Regions from separate parts of the Homo sapiens genome. Here region 1 is linked to region 2. The links are chromatin contacts, found by Hi-C or POLR2A ChIA-PET in ENCODE. All regions are on one chromosome and are shown on one strand. Each heading gives the region's core, a stretch centred on a gene start or an enhancer-like site at or near the end of the contact. The rest is flanking DNA. Distances are from core to core; before and after follow the strand shown. Region 1 holds the start of ANO6 (anoctamin 6). Region 2 holds the start of GXYLT1 (glucoside xylosyltransferase 1).

The links. A loop is a pair of places that touch in the nucleus more often than their neighbours do. ChIA-PET counts read pairs that join two places held with the same protein, here RNA polymerase II (POLR2A). Pooled maps may share reads with other maps.
Region 1: a loop to region 2 is called in a pooled map, with 12 times the contacts of the local background. The contact joins the promoter of ANO6 here to the promoter of GXYLT1 in region 2. A Hi-C loop is called at or near these places in 6 of 50 pooled maps. POLR2A ChIA-PET finds 5 or more read pairs at or near these places in 2 of 52 experiments (BJ and OCI-LY7).

Annotation. Positions count from the first base shown.
Region 1 is chr12:45,214,415-45,217,399 of GRCh38, reverse strand. ANO6 (anoctamin 6) reads right to left here and starts at 1,305. Exons shown (of 20, transcript NM_001025356.3): 1 at 1,009-1,305. The coding sequence starts at 1,078. It also overlaps the pseudogene PLEKHA8P1. RefSeq lists enhancers at 300-429, 1,440-1,539 and a silencer at 670-979.
Region 2 is chr12:42,143,496-42,146,633 of GRCh38, reverse strand. It overlaps GXYLT1 (glucoside xylosyltransferase 1), which reads left to right and starts at 1,760. Exons shown (of 8, transcript NM_173601.2): 1 at 1,760-2,208. The coding sequence starts at 1,988. RefSeq lists an enhancer at 1,333-1,402 and silencers at 1,563-2,062, 2,143-2,372.

The DNA.
Region 1 (2,985 bases), core at 56-2,555, 3.1 Mb before region 2:
GTTACTTTTAAAGTTATTAGATAACAACAGGGCTTTAGAACATCAGCAGGATGTTCTGCTTTAAAATTGATTTGGCATCCAGGAGACTAAGCCGAGTCGCCACAACAGACTGGCTTGGTAATTTAATTAGAGTCTTCTGGAGGGACACATTATATCATCATCCCCCGACAGTGTTCTCTTTAGGGACCTGATTTTCTCTCTAGTCCTCTCATTCCTTTCCCCTTCCTCACCTCCTCTCATCCCTTTTGTTTGCCCTTTTTTTCTTTTTTTGCTCTTAAAACAGCTCTCCCTCCGTTCGTCTTGTCACTTCCATGCATTTTTAACTCTAACTAGAAATGGGTCACCCCAGGTTTGCTCCCCAAGCCCCAGGGCCCCTCAGGACGAGTGAAAAAGGCCCTGCGGTCCTCCCTGCCTGGGGGAATTCCTCCTCCGATCACAGCTCCGGTGGGCTCCGCAGATGGGAAAGGGTTTCCAGCGCGCGCCTAGCGGCCACAAATCACTTCCCGGGGCCGCCCCGCCAGGCCTCAAACCTCCCAGAGCCGTCGGTCGGCTTTTACTTTAACGAGGATTCAGATGGGTCACACCCTGTCCTCCAAATGCGGGCCTGCTCCCCGGACCCCGCCCAGGGGGCTCGCCCCAGTGCCGAGGCTCCTGGGCAACCCTAGCACTCTGCGAGTCGGGGAAGTGACCCCAAAGTTGCTTCTGAGTGGAGACTTCCGCACGCAGAGGCGTCCCCGCAGCTGCCAGGCTTTTCAGGGGCAGCATCCCCCGCCCGTCAGGAGCCTGTCCTCGGGGCCACCACGCGCCCCGCGCCTCAGCCCCGCAGGGGCCGCACCGGGGCCTCAGTCTGCAAGCAGCCGGGGACAGCGGGCTTCCTCCCCTGCCCGGAGCGGCCGAGCGTCTCGGCCAACCTCCCCCGCGGAGAGCACAGCGCCCCCGCGCAGTCCCCGAACTTCTTCCCGCGTCGGCTCGGGCTCTCGGGTGGGGACGCGGGGACCCCTCGCTCACCGATATCCCCATCGTCGTCGTCCTCCTCCTCCTCCATTTGTAGCAAAACATTCCTGCTCATCTTTTTCATGTCTCCCTCAGAAGGCGGCTCCGAACTTGGCGCGAAGTTGGGGGCTCCCGGGTTCCAGAACGGCGCGGCTCTCCCAGGGGCCGGATCGGGGACCGCGGGGCGTGTGTCGCTTGGGCTCAGGGGCCGCTGAGCCCAGCCAGCGCCGGGGAAAGCCGAGCCGAGGCACCCACCGACCGGAGCCCAGAGCCGGAGGACGCCTCTCGCCTGCCGAGCGGAGCCCGGAGACTGAGCATGCCCAGTGCGGCCGCCGCGGCTCGCTGCGGAATGATTGAACTTCCCCGGTTTTACGAGGCGCGCAGAAGGAAGTCGGCAGGCGAGACTGCAGAGGGAGTAGTGCGATCCTGCGCGCGGGGGAACTAGCTGGAGGGCAAGGCGGGAACACGTGAGTGCGGGAGTGGACTGGGTTCCCTGAGCATTGATCCCAAACAGGGCAGCTTTTCGTTCCAAGGTCGTCTGTGGACACACACTGTGGCTTGCTTTGTTTTAACGTCTGATACTGGAGAGGAGGGAAATGCTGCTGCAGCACAACTGCAGAACCCTGGAAGGCGAACTCGTTTGAATGGCTTTTAAAGGCGACGTGGAGCTAATAATGGGGGGATCTTAAATTACTCTAGCTCCGAAGTGGGAAAGTGGAATCTGTACGGGTAGGTTAAGATTACGGTGGAGTCGGGGTGGGAGGAGAGGCAAAACTCAGAGAATAAGCAAAAGAAGAAGGGGCGGGACGGACGGGAGTGGGGGTGGAGAGAATTTTCTAAATAAACGTGTGCACAAAGGCAGGAGGATTTCCGCATACATTGAGGTCGCGGAGAGTGGAGAAGCGCCCCCTACTCCGCCCGCGCGAGCACACAGGGAGTGGTCGGAAGATAATCGCTGAAGCGTCCAGCCTATTTGTACAATTGAAACTAGTCCTCTGTGTCAAAGAGGGAGAAGAAGCCGAAGACCACTAGAGTTAGATGTAAACTCTTCTAAAGCAATGTGGAAAGCTATAATAAGAGAAAAGAAAGTCGTGAAATAAAATTAAGGCAGAGAGTTTTTATTTTTATTTTTAATGCTTTCCTGGAAACCAAAGGGACCGATAGGACAAATACAAAGGGATTTAGTACTTTAAAGACCCTTGGAGTTGTTTGAACGGCAGGTTTTGGGGATCGCGTGTCTACAAAACTTTTTTCAAAAAAGCTGGTACATTCAGGTTGTTCAATTTTGACTTCTCAAAAGGGCTAGAAGGTATATTTGAAATCTTGGTTATATGTGTTATTGTCTACTCATTGAAATTGTTTATATTTTTTCCACTGAAGTGCTAGGGTTATCACAATAACACTAAATCTACTGTGCATGTTTTTTCTTCCACATACTTTTTTTAAGACGGTCTCGCTCTGTTGCCGAGGTGGGAGTTCAGTAACTAGAACTACAAGCGGAGCACACCACCATGTGGGGCTTATTCTTAAATTTTTTTGTAGAGATGGGTGTCTCACTATGTTGCCCAGGCTGGTTTCGAACTCCTGGCCTCCAGCAATCCTTGCACCTCAGTTTCCTAACATTTTTAATGTTCTCTCTGAAAGAAAGAAAACATTGGGACCAATCTTAAGTGGGAAAATAGACATGAATATATACATGAAAAGACATGATGAAATTACTTTTAAGAAAATACCTGGGAAACACTATACTTGCTTCTTGAGGTACTTTTTTTGAATAAACAGAATTGTTTTTAGTATAAAGAGACAACAATACAGTACTCTGAAGATAGGAGAAAAAAATGATGGGAGAAGAAAGATGAGAAGAGATTGTTTCCTTTCACTGAACACTCTCCCCTGAGCTTGTGAAACTCACTAAAAGTAGAAACTTCAAAAGTGTTTTGGTTACATGATCAATTTTTACAATTTTCTTTTAACAAATTTTTGTGTAGTACT
Region 2 (3,138 bases), core at 511-3,010:
AGTATTAATTTAGTATACTTGTGGTTTCTATTTGCCTGTTTTCCCTTTGAGAGCAGTACACTCCTTTTATTTCTGAATACTCTGCATCAGAGCCCCTTGTCTGGCATGTAGAATATGTTCAATAAATGTTTATTGAATGCATAAATGTATGTTCTCATTCTCTTTACACATCTTGATAGCATGCTAATGTTCATTTTTTATCAGGTAAAGCAAGAAGGGGAGGAAGTTGAACCTTAAATTTGTTTAGTGACTTTATCATGGTCACAGAACCACTACTTTTTTGGTATAGGGAGCCAAGGATCCAAATGGAGACTGCTACTATTTTGCGCAGCATTTCCCCACCTTGTATCTCATGGCCAAACTTTTCAACGCCCCAGATGCAATTTCAGCAGTTAAACGCATGATTTTTCCCCATGAATGTGTGTTCGTGTGTGTGTGTATTTTTAAGTATCCCTTCCCTCACTTTTTGGCACTGGTGCTGCTTTCTGCCTCCAATCTCTCCTCTCTCTGTTTCAGCCTCCACACTACAGCCAGAATCTGCTCTCTAAAATGCAATTGTGATCATGTTACTTCCCTATTTAAAAACCCTTCAATGGTTCACTAATGTCTTGCAGATTAAATTCAAACTCCTTGGTGTGCTAAACAAAGCACTCAAATATCTGGCCCCTTCTACGCGCTTATCGCTCATCATACCCTCTCTTGCATTCACTTAGCTGGTGGTATCAAACTTCTCAACAGTTCCCTACACAAGAGCCTGTTTATTGATCCTTCAGCCTGGAATTACTTCCCTTACCCGACTCAAGACTCTAGCGCCACCTTTGCTATGAAGTCTCTCTTGACCATACTCACAGATAGAACTGATTGTTCCTTTGTGTGTATGCCCACACCCTTACAGGCCTGGATCTTAAGTCTGTTATCACTGCGTTGCGCTTATTTACAAGTATCCGCTGTCCCACCCACGCTCCACTTAGGCCTCTTTATACCCCTAGGTACTCACACAGAGCTTGGCACAAGTGATGCTTTATAAATGGTCAATGAATGAACGTAGTGGAAACACAGAAGAAGAGGGAGAAGAACTGGGGAAGAAAGAAGCTCTGTGGAGAGAATACTAATTGTTTTGCACATGAAAATAATGAGTTGTGAGGGAGGTCAAAAAGGTCAAAGGGAAGAGCCCTGCCTTACAGGAACTCACTGTCTGCTGGGAGGCAAGAGGTAAGGTCCGCATACCAAACACACGAAGCAATGAGCTTATCGGGGTGAAAATGGCTCGTGCACATTATAGTATCACAGAAACTTAGAGGCTGGGGGAGGATGGAGAGGAAACTGGCCTAGTCAAGTGTCTTCTAAGTGTTAGGCGGTTTTCGAGCGTTAAACAGTTTAATCTTTACAACCACCCCATGATGAGGATAGTAGCTCCATTTTAGGGACGAAGAAACATGCTCAGAGAATTTAGGTTGCCCAATGTCACAAACTACCATGTGGAAGGACCATAATTAGAATTTAGGTCAACTGCCTCCAGAGCCCTGAGGCTTTCGCTCCCCCTCTCTCGGCGGTCGAGACCCACAGGGCTCCCATTCACCTGCGCGTCGGCCTGCGCTAGCTATAGCCCTCAGGCGCGCCGCGTTCCGCGCACTCACACCACCCTCTGCGCGCCAGCCCTGCGTCCCTCCCACGCGAACTGCGCCGGCGCGTCCAGCCCTCCCGCCCGGGGGAGGGGCGGGGTTGCGTCGCTGCCGCTGACCCTTGAGCGCGCGGCGGCAGAGGCGGTGTCCAGGCTTCCGGGCGGGTAGTCCTTCGGCTCCGGAGCCGCGACTGCGCTCGCCTAGGTGGTGGGCGGGGAGGGAAGGAAGGGAGCGGGCGCAAGGCGGCGGCGGCGGCTGCGGGTGAGGAACTTGTTGCGCCCGCGGCTGCGCGGTGCCCCTCCCTCCGCTCCAGTTCGTCGGGGCGGGCGCGGCGGCGGCGGCGAAGGAGGAGCGCGGCCGGGGCGATGCGGCGCTACCTGCGCGTCGTGGTGCTGTGTGTGGCCTGCGGCTTCTGCTCGCTCCTTTACGCTTTCAGCCAGCTCGCCGTGTCCCTGGAAGAAGGAACGGGCGGCGGTGGCGGGAAGCCGCAGGCCGCGGTGGCTTCCTGGCTCGCGGGCGGCGGACGCGGCGCCGTGAGAGGCGCCGGCGTCGCGGGCCCCGCAGCGCATCCCGGCGTGTCGGACAGGTACGGGCAGTTCCCGGTGTGGGGGACGCGGCGGGCGCGGGGCGCTGGGCGCGGGCTCGGCCTAGCCCGGGCTGCTCGCCGGTGGGTGCCGCGTCTCCCGCGTCTTTCCTCCTGTCTCTGACCCCTCACTCATTTCCCTCCTTCCCCTCCGGCCGGGGCTAAACCTGCGCTGCTCCCGCCTGAGAGTGTCCTACACTTTCTGTGTTTATCTTTTGACCCAGTCATGCGCCCTTTAAAGCAGTTAGAAATTAATTTTCAACTTTTTAAAAAGAGGGTTCTTTGAAAATAAGAGGTGTCCACAAAAGCCTTACTGCTGCCTGGCTAGTGAGAATTTCCTCTTGTTTCAGTGGAGTTCAAGTTGAGATATTTAAACATGAGGCTGGCGCCCTAGTTCAGTGTTTAAGGATTGTGTGTGTGTGTGTGAGTGTATATGTGTGTGTATTTTGTCCCTCATGCTGATTTTCCTGTGTTAACGCTTACACTTCTAAGTATTAGCCATGGTTAGTTAAATTTGGAAATGGCATTTGTGCGGGTTGTGAAATTTTCTTTTGGAAACACTCAGTTTATTAAGAAACTTAGAGCAAATTAAGAAAAATGAGCGATACTTGGCGTGCTCAAGTCTGTTGTTGGATGGGATGGAGTTACCTTTCTTGACAAATTGGTATTTAAAAAGCGACGTAATGACTTAGGACGTAATCACTGCCAGAGTGGGAATCAACATGAGATTTAAATAGAAAAAAAATGTTTCTGTCAACGCATTATGAATGCTTGAAATCTGAGCGTTTGCACTGCCTTGCAACATGGACACTTCCACCTTATGTATGGGCATCTCTCTGGGAATGACCTGAAGTGCTCCCTACCAAGACTTGGCAAATGCTGCTTTGATATAGAGAAGTATAGGGTTTGTCGGAAGAGGGAGTATAGATCAGT